3 separate regions of the Homo sapiens genome follow, and all the other regions are linked to region 1. Evidence: chromatin contacts called from ENCODE Hi-C or POLR2A ChIA-PET data. All regions are on one chromosome and are shown on one strand. Each heading gives the region's core, a stretch centred on a gene start or an enhancer-like site at or near the end of the contact. The rest is flanking DNA. Distances are from core to core; before and after follow the strand shown. Region 1 holds the start of ANKRD11 (ankyrin repeat domain containing 11). Region 2 holds the start of CDT1 (chromatin licensing and DNA replication factor 1). Region 3 holds the start of CYBA (cytochrome b-245 alpha chain).

Region 1 (3,259 bases), core at 552-3,051:
TGTGCACACTTTTATTTCTCATTTCAAGTGTTAAGGATATTGCTCTAATGACTGCATAAAACTCTCTCCTCATGTAAGAAAGCCTGAAATCTAATTTCTCTACCATAAAACCCTGTTCTTGCAAAAGGATACAAAACTACTCATAATCTACAAAAACGATGAATCCTAAGCATGTTACATAGAAGGAAAACAGTTTCAAAGCATAGGGAGCTGTTAGACCAGCTTCATCTTCCCAAGCCTCTTCCAAAACTTCTTGGAAGCTGATATATAACACTAACCTTCCAAAAACACAACAGAAGCAGAAAATCTTAATGGGGCACCAGGAAAAGAGCAAGCCTCGAGAAAAATCAAGACTCCCCCCGACCAACCTTCCCAAATAACACAAACACAAGAGTTAACAGTACAATCCCTCTTTGAGAGGGGACTGAATCAATGTGGCAGGGCCAACCCTACACACACACACACACGCGCGCGCGCGCGCGCGCGCACACACATACACCACACACACAGCTACCGCCCTGCCAGGGGATGATGAAATGAGGAACGGAAATTAACATTTCAGGCAACGTCTCACATTGTTCCTTGAGGCCAAGGGCTGCTGTTGCAGCCGCCACCGCCACCGCTTTCCTCCCAGCCACCCCCCACACCCGCCCGCCTACCCTCCCCCTAACACCCCCCACACGGCTGCCCGCATTCCTGCCCCTCCTCGGCCTACGCGCGCCTCCTGCAACCCCGACGCCCCCAGGTCCCCAGTTCGCCCTCCCCCTCCGGCTCGGAGCCCGAGAGCCGCCTGCTCTCATTTCAAAACAGCGATAATAATAGGGACGCTGAGAATAACAACTACGACCAGCACGGCGAAGGCGCCCCTCTCGCGGGTCAGAGGTCGGCGCCCCAGCTCCGCAGAACCCGGCGCCCGGCCAGCGCCCCCTGGCAGCCCCTCCCGGCAGCCTCAGGTCCCCAAGACCTGCAGGCCCGCCCCGAAGCCCCCCGTCCGCCCCTCACGGCCGCTCCGAGCCCCCGAGGCCCGCCCCGGAGCCCCCTGTCCGCCTCTCACGGCCGCCCCGGGCCCCCACGGCCCCCAGGCCCGCCCCGGAGCCCCCAATCGGCCCCTCAGAGCCGCCGCGGGCCCCCGGCCACCCAGGCCCGCCCGGAGCCCCCGTCCGCCCCTTACGGCCGACCCAAGCTCCGCCGACCTCCCAGGCCCCCCCCGGAGCCCCCTATGGGCCCCTCACGGCCACCCCGGGCCCCCAAAGACCCCCGGCTGCCCCGAACCCGGACCCGTAGGCCCGCTCCGGGACCCATTATTGGTCCCTCACGATCGCCCCGGGCCCCCAAAGACCCCCGCCCACCCGGCCCCGACCCCCCAGGCCCGCCCGGAGGCCCGCGGCGCAGCTCCGTCGCCGGGGAAGGCCTGCAGGCCGCAAGGCCGCGCGAATGCCCCGTGCCCGCCCCGACCACCGCCCCCAGACCAGCGGCGCCTCTCACCGTGCTCCGAGGGCTGCGCGGCTCCGCGACGGCTCAGCGGCGGGGCGCGGGCGCTGCCCATGCAGCCCGCGGCCGCGTTTCCCGGGCCGCGCGGCCCGAGCGGCAAGGCGGCGGCGGCGGCGGCGCGGGCTCGGGCCCGGCAGAGCTGCGAGGGACGGCGGGAGGCGAGCCCGCCCCTCGGGCGCGCCCACGGCTCGGGCGAGAGCCGCGGCTCCCGGTGCGGACGCTACTGATGGGGCGTCTGGCCGCGGGCTCGGCGGCGGCGCCTCCCCGGCTGGGGCCCTCGGTCCATCGCGCACCGTCTCAGGGCGGCCTCTGGCTCCAGGACCCAGCGGCGGCTGCGGCGGGAGCCGGCCGCATGAGACGCTCCCGCCCATTGGCCCGCCGTATCCGCCACCGCCATTGGCCCGCCCCGGCCGGCCGCAGGGGCTGTGCACGTCACAGCGCCGTGAGTTAGTGCGCTAATGGAGTGAAGGAGAGAGGCGGGATTGACAGCCTCTCTGGCGGTCCGGAGGCGGGACTAGGAGGACGTCCCGGTAACGATTGGGCAGGGTCCTGCGTAAGGGCGCATGCGACACTGGAAGTAGCGAGCAACTGGATTGGCTGCCTCCGTCGCAAAGGAGGGTGGGTCTTGCATTCTCGGGCCTGACGATTGGTCTTTCCAAGTGCCGGAAGCAACAGGGATGTCGTCTGGAAACAAAATCTGGTATTGAAGCGCAGGGAGACAAAACGTCCACCTCTAGAGCCGAGGCGGCGGTTGCCTGTCGCGTGCCCGTGGTCTTCTGCCTGCCCCCGGACATCTCGGGCCACGTCCGGCCCGGCCTCCGGCCGCGCTGCCCTAACGGGCGTCACGGGGCATGAAGAGCTCTGGGCGGCTGCGAGGGGAGGGTACCGGGGCAGCGGGGCGGTCGCTCGGGGCTCCCGCGCGGTGACTCTTGCTCTGCCGTCGAAGAGAACGGCCCTCGGGCGCGTCGCGGCCGCGGCTCCAGAGCCCCTGGGCCTCGCGCTCTGAGAGCCTGAGCCGCTTGAGGAGGCCAAGCGCCCACGAACCGCATTCCCTGCCTTGCTAGTTAGTTCTCCAACACGCGAAAAAGGTAGACGAGGACTGGTTTTCTTTGCAGCTAAAATGAATCAAGCCTCTGGTAAGTGTGGATCCTGTTCTAAGTGCACCTGTGTTCTCCTCCAGAACTAAACCAAAAAGCAAGGTGAACAAAATCGGTGCTCCTTCAGTTTCTTCTTTAGTTCTGCATGTTACTGGGGACTAAGACAACGGGTAAGCAAACTATTTATAGGCCTCAATTTACGAAATAACGGAATTGCAAAGTCCGGAGTGGATAGGACCGTGAGGACGGTCTTTTTTCTTGGGCAACACGCATTATGGTCGAGAGATCAGTTGTTAAACCGCCCCTGTTCAAATCCCAGCCCTACCAGTGACTAGCGGTCACCCTGTAGGCTTTGTCTCTCAGATCTTCAGTTTCTTGGTGGGTAAAATGGGAACTACAAGTAGCACCTATTCTTTTTTTTTTTTTTTTTTGAGTCAGGGTCTCACTCTGTCGCCCATGCTGGAGTGCAGTGCTAACTGCAGCCTCAGCTTCCCGGGCTCAGAGGATCCTCCCACCTTAGCCTACTAAGTAGGTGGGACCACAGTCAGGCATCACCACACCCGGCTAATTTTTTAAATTTTCGTAGAGATAGGCTCTCTGTGTGTTTCCCAGGCTGGTCTTGAAATCCTGGACTCAAGCGACCCTCCCTCCTCAGCTTCCCAAAGTGCTGG
Region 2 (3,383 bases), core at 843-3,342, 690 kb before region 1:
AAAAAAAAAAGCACGTGTACCAAAACAAAACTTTTCAACAAAACGTAGCTTTAAAAAATGTGGGTCTCAGTCTTCCATATTTATTTCTTGACCCACTAAAAATTTGCTACCAGCTGCTTGCAAAACACAGGTCTAGGTGCTGATCCCTTATATACAGATGGAAAACAAATGCCTCACCACGCCCTCCCCATCCCCCCACTTATGAACGTCCTCACTTTTGAGGTGTTTTGTTTTGGAGATGGAGTCTCGCTCTGTTGCCCAGGCTGCTGGAGTGTAGTGGCGGGATCCTGAGTAGCAGAGATTACAGGTGCCTGCCATCACGTCCGGCTAATTTTTGTATTTATTGTAGAGACGGGGTTTTGCCATGTTGGCCAGGCTGGTCTTGAACTCCTGACCTCAAGTGATCCGCCCGCCTCGACTTCCCAAAGTGCTGGGATTACAGGCGTGAGCCACCGTGCAGGCCACCTTTGAGGTATTTTGCAAGCACCAGTTGCATCATCAAACCGGTTTCTATTCCTTTAACTTAAAAAAAAATAGGCACAATTCACGCTTTTTACAGAAAACTTGGAAAATGGGAAAACAGAAGCCCTCCTCTGAGCCCTGGCCGCCTCCACCCGCGTCCCCTTCCCTCGCAGGCCTCCAGGCCCCGGCGGCCCGCATTGCTTTGCGGGGGACTTCCGCAGCGCTGCGCCTGGCCCTGCTTATTGGCGTCTCTGGAAGGAGTGGCTGTGGCTCGGGCTCTCCAGATAAACCGCGCTCTAGGCCGTTTCCCAGATAGGAGCGCTATAGGTTTTAAGAACTAAAACTTTAAAATCTCAGCCCTCAGCCATGCTAAAGGCAGTTTCTTTTCTTTCCTTTTTTTTTTTTTTTTTTTTTTTTGAGACGGAGTTTCTCGCTCTTTCGCTCAGGCTGAAGTGCAGTGGCGCCATTTCGCCTCCCGGGTTCAAGCGATTCTGCTGCCTCAGCCCCCCAAGCAGTTGGAATTACAGGCGCCCGCCACCACGCCTGGCTAATTTTTGTATTTTTAGTAGAGAGGGGGTTTTACCATGTTGGTCAGGCTGGTCTCGAACTCCTGACCTCAGGTGATCCGCCCGCCTCGGCCTTTCAAAGTGCTGGGATTACAGGCGTGAACCATCGCGCCCGGCCCCTTTTCTTCGTTTCCATGTAATAGCTTGATTGAGAAATAATTCACATATCAAATCCACCCTTTTAAAAAGCGAGCAACGCGGATCGCGGAGGCCACGCCTGTGATCGCAGCGCTTTGGGAGGGGGCAGTTCCAAGAGAGCGGATCACTGAACCGGGGAGTTCGAGACCACCCGGCAACGTAATCTCCGCCTCGATAGAAATAGTTTTTTTTTTTTTTTTGAGACGGAGTCTCGCTGTCGCCCAGGCTGGAGTGCAGTGGCGCGATCTCGGCTCACTGCAGGCTCCGCCCCACGGGGTTCACGCCATTCTCAGGCCTCAGCCTTTTGAGTAGCTGGGACCACAGGTGCCCACCACCACGCCCGGCTAATTTTTTGTATTTTTAGTAGAGACGGGGTTTCACCGTGTTAGCCAGGATGGTCTCGATCTCCTGACCTCATGATCCGCCCGCCTCGGCCTCCCAAAGTACTGGGATTACAGGCGTGAGCCACCGCGCCCAGCCAGAAATAGTTTTAAAAAAAGAAATAAGGAGCGTGCGGCCCGCGGGGGAAGCGCCTTTACCAGCTCGAGCCTGCAGCCCCCCAGGCCGCGCCGTCCTCGGCTCCCCCGGGCAGCGCCGGGGTTTTGTCAGGCGCGCGCTGCTGTTTGCCTGGATTGCGCTCATTCTGACCCTGAAGCCAGCGGCCCCACTGACACGCCCTGAAAAGTGGGAGCCACACGCGGGATCCGGAGACCGCGCTAAAGTCCCACGCACGACGGCGCCCGCCGGCGAGTCCACGCCCGCACGTCGGCGCATGCGCGCGGCCAAGCCGGTGCCCGCGCCCACCAGCGCGCATGCGCGCCCCGTCCCTTCCCTCCCCCCGTGCTCTGCCCCGATGGTTCGGTCCGCGCCGGGGGCGGGGCCAGGGCGCCCGCGGGAAATTTGGCGGGAACCGCGCCCGCCTCTTCCTCCCTTCCTTCTTTCCTTGCTTTCGCCGCGCACTCCGCCGCCATGGAGCAGCGCCGCGTCACCGACTTCTTCGCGCGCCGCCGCCCCGGGCCCCCCCGCATCGCGCCGCCCAAGCTGGCCTGCCGCACCCCCAGCCCCGCCAGGCCCGCACTCCGCGCCCCGGCCTCCGCTACCAGTGGCAGCCGCAAGCGCGCCCGCCCGCCCGCCGCCCCCGGACGCGACCAGGCCAGGCCACCGGCCCGCAGGAGACTGCGGCTGTCGGTGGACGAGGTGAGGGGCGTGGGGAGACTGAGGCCGGGGAGTTGGGGGCGGGGAGACTGAGGCCCGGGGGGCAGGGCTCGGGGAAACTGAGGCGGAGGGACGGGGGCGGGGAAACAGGCGGGGGGGACGGGGCGCAGGGAACTCTGGGACAGGCCGGGGGATCCTGGGGGCGCCCTGCCACCACTGGGGACTTGGCTGGCTCCTGAGATGAGCAGGAGGCACTGGGGGGCTTGCACCGGGATCCGATGATGGGGCTGGAAGTCCAGCTTCTCTGCGAGGCCAGGGCAGGGGTCCGACCTGGAAACGGCCCCGGAAGACGAGAGCAAGGCTGTGTCCCCGGCCTTAGCACAGACCACCATCTACGGGAAGTCCTAAGCCCCCCAGCCATGCCCGTCCCAGTTAACTCAGAGCGGCTTCTGATCCTTCGGGGTCCTCTGCAGAGCCAGGAGCACCAGGTCTTGTCATGAGTTCACCCTTGGGGTCCCTCCCACCAGGTTTCCAGCCCCAGTACCCCCGAGGCCCCAGACATCCCAGCCTGCCCTTCTCCGGGCCAGAAGATAAAGAAATCCACCCCGGCAGCAGGTCAGCCGCCCCACCTGACATCCGCGCAGGACCAGGTGAGGGGCGGGGCCTGGGGCAGATGCGGGAGGGCTGAGTGGTGCCGGCCTGCCTGCCTGCCTGACGGCACCGTGTCCCCTGATCCCCCTGAAGGACACCATCTCTGAGCTTGCGTCATGCCTGCAACGGGCCCGGGAGCTGGGGGCAAGAGTCCGGGCGCTGAAGGCCAGTGCCCAGGATGCTGGGGAGTCCTGCACCCCAGAGGCCGAGGGCCGCCCTGAGGAGCCATGGTGAGTGCTGGGTGGGCGGCCACGAGGCCCCGGCAAAGGCCGGGTTGGTGGCAGGCGTGGCCCAGCGAGCCTGTCAGAGGCCCAGGTCTGCTCCTTCCAGGGAGGGTGGTGGTGAGGTCACCAGGGCGCGGACCCAGACCCCTGAGAAAAAGGTCCCGGGCACTGCTGGCGCTGTGCCCTC
Region 3 (3,213 bases), core at 714-3,213, 840 kb before region 1:
ACCATACCCGGCTAATTTTTTGTATTTTTAGTAGAGACGGGGTTTCACTGTGTTAGCCAGGATGGTCTCGATCTCCTGACCTCGTGATCCGCCCGCCTTGGCCTCCCAAAGTGCTAGGATTACAGGTGTAGCCACCTTGCCCTGCCAGCCATTCTGTTTTTGTCTCCACATGGTCTTGTTGGAAGATTTCCTATCCTTGGTTTGAGCCCAGCTACACATTAACTCTCTGGGTTTGTCTGTCTGCGTCGGAGGAGGGGAGGGCAGTGTCCTTGAGTCTACTCAGCCAATTGTCCATGCATCTTTGGGGACCGTCCTGGTCCCGAGCCTGCCATCCGAAAGAGGGTGCAAAGCTGCCGCTGGTGCCACCAGGGAGGTCTGAGGACGTATTCTGGCACCCAGCCACATTTACAGAGCACCTGCTGTGTACAGGGGGGACTCTTTGTCAAGGCCCTGCTGTCTCCGGGCCAGCTGCCTCCTGGGGCTGCACGGTCTGGAAGGACCTCCCCAGGCAGGTGGCATTTGAATTGAGAAATAAATGAGACAGCCATGAGGCTCTGCAGAAGCAGCAGCTTGTGCCGAGGCCCTGGGGCACGCTCAGGAGATCTAGGAACAGAAAGGAAGCACGGCAGCTGGAGGAGGGGGCCGGAGAGCCGGGAGGCCAGGGCGGGCAGTGCAGGGCGTCCAGTCTGGCTCTAACTCTTCGGGCCAGGAGCCCCTGGAGGGTTTCAGCAGGAGGCCAGACTAGAGCCCAGGTCTCCTGGCTCCCAGCTGGGTGCCCTCAGTCCGTCTACTTCCTGTAGGGAGTGCGGGGCAGGCAGGGTGAGTCTCACGGGGCAGCTCTGGGGAGAGCTGTCTGAACTGACCCACCGACTTCTTGGCCGCTGACTCGAAGCAGGCGGTCACTTTCCTGGGCACAGGACAGGCTGCAGGGCCCCGTCCTCCAGCCCTCCCACCCTGAGGTCTCTGCTCCCACTCCAGCTGCCACGCACCCTCCAGACAACAGGGAGGGCGCTCAGAGCCCCAGGGGAGTGGTGGCAGCGGGCCCCTCCTCCTCACCCTCAGCCCCCAGGCCCTTCCCAGGCACTCCTCCCCCGGTGCAGGTCCTTCCTGGAGCTGCTGCAGTGGTGCCTCTGCCCTCAGACCTCGCCTGAGCCCAGCCTCACCCGTGCTGGGCCAGACACTCCCTGGCCCTGGTCCCGAGAGGGTCCATTTCCAAATGGAGTCCGCTGCCCTCACCAGAACCTCTGAGCAAATGCACAGGAGGGTGACTGGGGGCTGTGCCATCCCACCCCAAGAGCAAAGTGCCTGTGCAGCTGGGCTGGGCAGGGCCGTCACTGGGTGGTTTCGGCGCCTTGTGAAATCTCAGACCGCCTCCAGCGCAGACTCCAGATGAGAAGGGCTGAGCCCCAGGGCATGAGCCCATTCCCCACCCCAAGCCCAGGGAGAGCGACCTCCAGGCCAGCTGGCTACCGAGGGGCAGGGGAGCTTCTCCCGATGCCCAGGCCGGAGCCCCCACTCGGGGGCTTCGGGGCGGTGACCCCGGAAACCACCGGGGCTGAACCGCCTCTTCCCCTGCGCTGCAACTTCCTCCTTCGCGGAGTCGGGGGACCGAGAGAAGGGAATGGGGGAGGGGCGCCGCGCTCCGCAGGGTCTGCAAGGGAATTACTGGGGGTCTCAGAACTCCTCCTTCCAGCCCGCGGCCTGAGGGTCCCGCCCCCGTTCCCCGCACCCTCCTGGCCTGACCCCGGCCCGGCCTGGCCCGCCTGGCGCCCCACTTCCCCACCCTGTAAGTAGCCCGAGGTCCCGGCTGGGGTCTTGGGACACCCCTCCAGGCTGCAGCCTCCACCGTCCCTGACGTGCACTCACTCAGGCCGGACGCCAGCGCCTGTTCGTTGGCCCACATGGCCCACTCGATCTGCCCCATGGCGACACGAACCCGGCTGGGACACTGCTAGGCGCGCACTGCCGCCCCTGCGCTCCCGGCCGAACCCCGCCCCGCCCAGGCCCCGCCCCCAGCCCCCCAGGTGACCGCGGCTGGGCGGAGACCCGCATCTGTAGGGTGCAGGGCTGTCCCGGAGCCTTCTGCCCCCGCCCTCTCTAGCCACGCCGAGGCATAGGAGGGGCCCTGCCCGGCAGCCCCAGCCCAGGCGGGGAGTTCCTGCGCTTCCCCAGGGCTTCCCAAACTTCAGCTCTCAAACACTGACAAGTGCCCCTGCCCAATGCTCCGGACCCAACCGAGGGTCCCGTGTCAACCAGGCGTCTATTAATAGCAGGACAAGGTGTGAAGGTCGGCTTCCTGAGCAAATCGGCCTCTCCAGAGCCTTGGGGGGTGGGGGAGTCACCCCTACAGCCCGGGAACACCTCTGCACCCTGATGCTACCAAGGACAAGGGTGGCCTCCCCATGGGGACCAGAGGCCCAGCCCCCATTTCCTCCCCCTGGCTCTGGGCTGGCACAGGCGTGGCCTGGGTCAGACACTGCAGGGGGCCTCCCGTCACCAGGTCACTGAACTGTGACTGAGACTCGAGGGAGGGGACAGGATGTGTACAACTGGGAAAGCACAGAATGCAGGGACGGCCCCGTCACGTCCGGCCTGGGTACGGGAGGCAGGGGCTGGCGTGGGGGTGGTGAGCCCAGCGCCCATGGGAAGACTTTAGACCTGGGGTTGCTCCTGAGGGTCCCACCTGAGCCAATGTGGGGTTTGAGGGGAGCCCCTCTGTGGCTCTGCCCAGCCTGCCCCTCCCCCAGGCCCTCATGGGGCACACCTGGACTCCCTGACAGGTGCCAGGGTCACTCAGAGCAGGAACCCCGGGATGCTGGTTTACGAAACAGAAAAACGGCGGAGGCCGGAGGCAGCAATGCTGGTTTATTCCCCATGGCCACCGGGGCCGCACTGGTGCCCACTCCTGCCACCATTCCAGCCACACCCAGGCCGTGGGCAGCCACCCTCCGAGACACCTGGGCCGGGGGCAGGGTCTCAGCAGAAGCGCCGTGGGCAGCCACCATCCGAGGCACTTGGTGGTTTCCTGAGGCCCAAGGAGGCTGCTCCCAGCACGGTGACCCCTTCCCTGGTCCGCTGGAGGGACCACCTCCCCACTGAGCTCCTTTCTCAGAGAACTGGGCATAGCCAGAGCTGGGGTGAGAAAGCCCTTCAGCCCTGCTGCACCGAGGCTCTGCCAGTTCTCATACCCCCTCCCCATCCCATCTTGGCAAA

The links. A loop is a pair of places that touch in the nucleus more often than their neighbours do. ChIA-PET counts read pairs that join two places held with the same protein, here RNA polymerase II (POLR2A). Pooled maps may share reads with other maps.
Region 2: a loop to region 1 is called in a pooled map, with 6 times the contacts of the local background. The contact joins the promoter of CDT1 here to the promoter of ANKRD11 in region 1. A Hi-C loop is called at or near these places in 2 of 168 maps with a recorded cell type or tissue (K562 and naive thymus-derived CD4-positive, alpha-beta T cell), 12 of 37 single-sample maps with no recorded cell type and 14 of 50 pooled maps. POLR2A ChIA-PET finds 5 or more read pairs at or near these places in 4 of 52 experiments (CD4-positive, alpha-beta T cell, H1, activated B cell and 1 more).
Region 3: a loop to region 1 is called in a pooled map, with 11 times the contacts of the local background. The contact joins the promoter of CYBA here to the promoter of ANKRD11 in region 1. A Hi-C loop is called at or near these places in 1 of 168 maps with a recorded cell type or tissue (CD8-positive, alpha-beta T cell), 5 of 37 single-sample maps with no recorded cell type and 10 of 50 pooled maps.

What each region holds. Positions count from the first base shown.
Region 1 is chr16:89,488,760-89,492,018 of GRCh38, forward strand. ANKRD11 (ankyrin repeat domain containing 11) reads right to left here and starts at 1,802. Exons shown (of 13, transcript NM_013275.6): 1 at 1,486-1,802. LOC101930112 (a long non-coding RNA gene) reads left to right here and starts at 2,211. Exons shown (of 2, transcript XR_933895.4): 1 at 2,211-2,627. RefSeq lists enhancers at 348-861, 862-1,376 and silencers at 658-727, 768-877, 958-1,007, 1,582-2,061, 2,262-2,351 and 1 more.
Region 2 is chr16:88,801,697-88,805,079 of GRCh38, forward strand. It overlaps CDT1 (chromatin licensing and DNA replication factor 1), which reads left to right and starts at 2,093. Exons shown (of 10, transcript NM_030928.4): 1 at 2,093-2,363; 2 at 2,849-2,971; 3 at 3,066-3,202. The coding sequence starts at 2,136. RefSeq lists enhancers at 1,347-1,922, 2,641-3,383 and silencers at 1,855-2,094, 2,175-2,284.
Region 3 is chr16:88,649,090-88,652,302 of GRCh38, forward strand. CYBA (cytochrome b-245 alpha chain) reads right to left here and starts at 1,964. Exons shown (of 6, transcript NM_000101.4): 1 at 1,867-1,964. The coding sequence starts at 1,924. MVD (mevalonate diphosphate decarboxylase) reads right to left here. Exons shown (of 10, transcript NM_002461.3): 10 at 2,851-3,213. RefSeq lists enhancers at 302-1,197, 1,198-2,091, 2,092-2,986, 2,414-2,563 and silencers at 1,574-1,723, 1,874-2,153.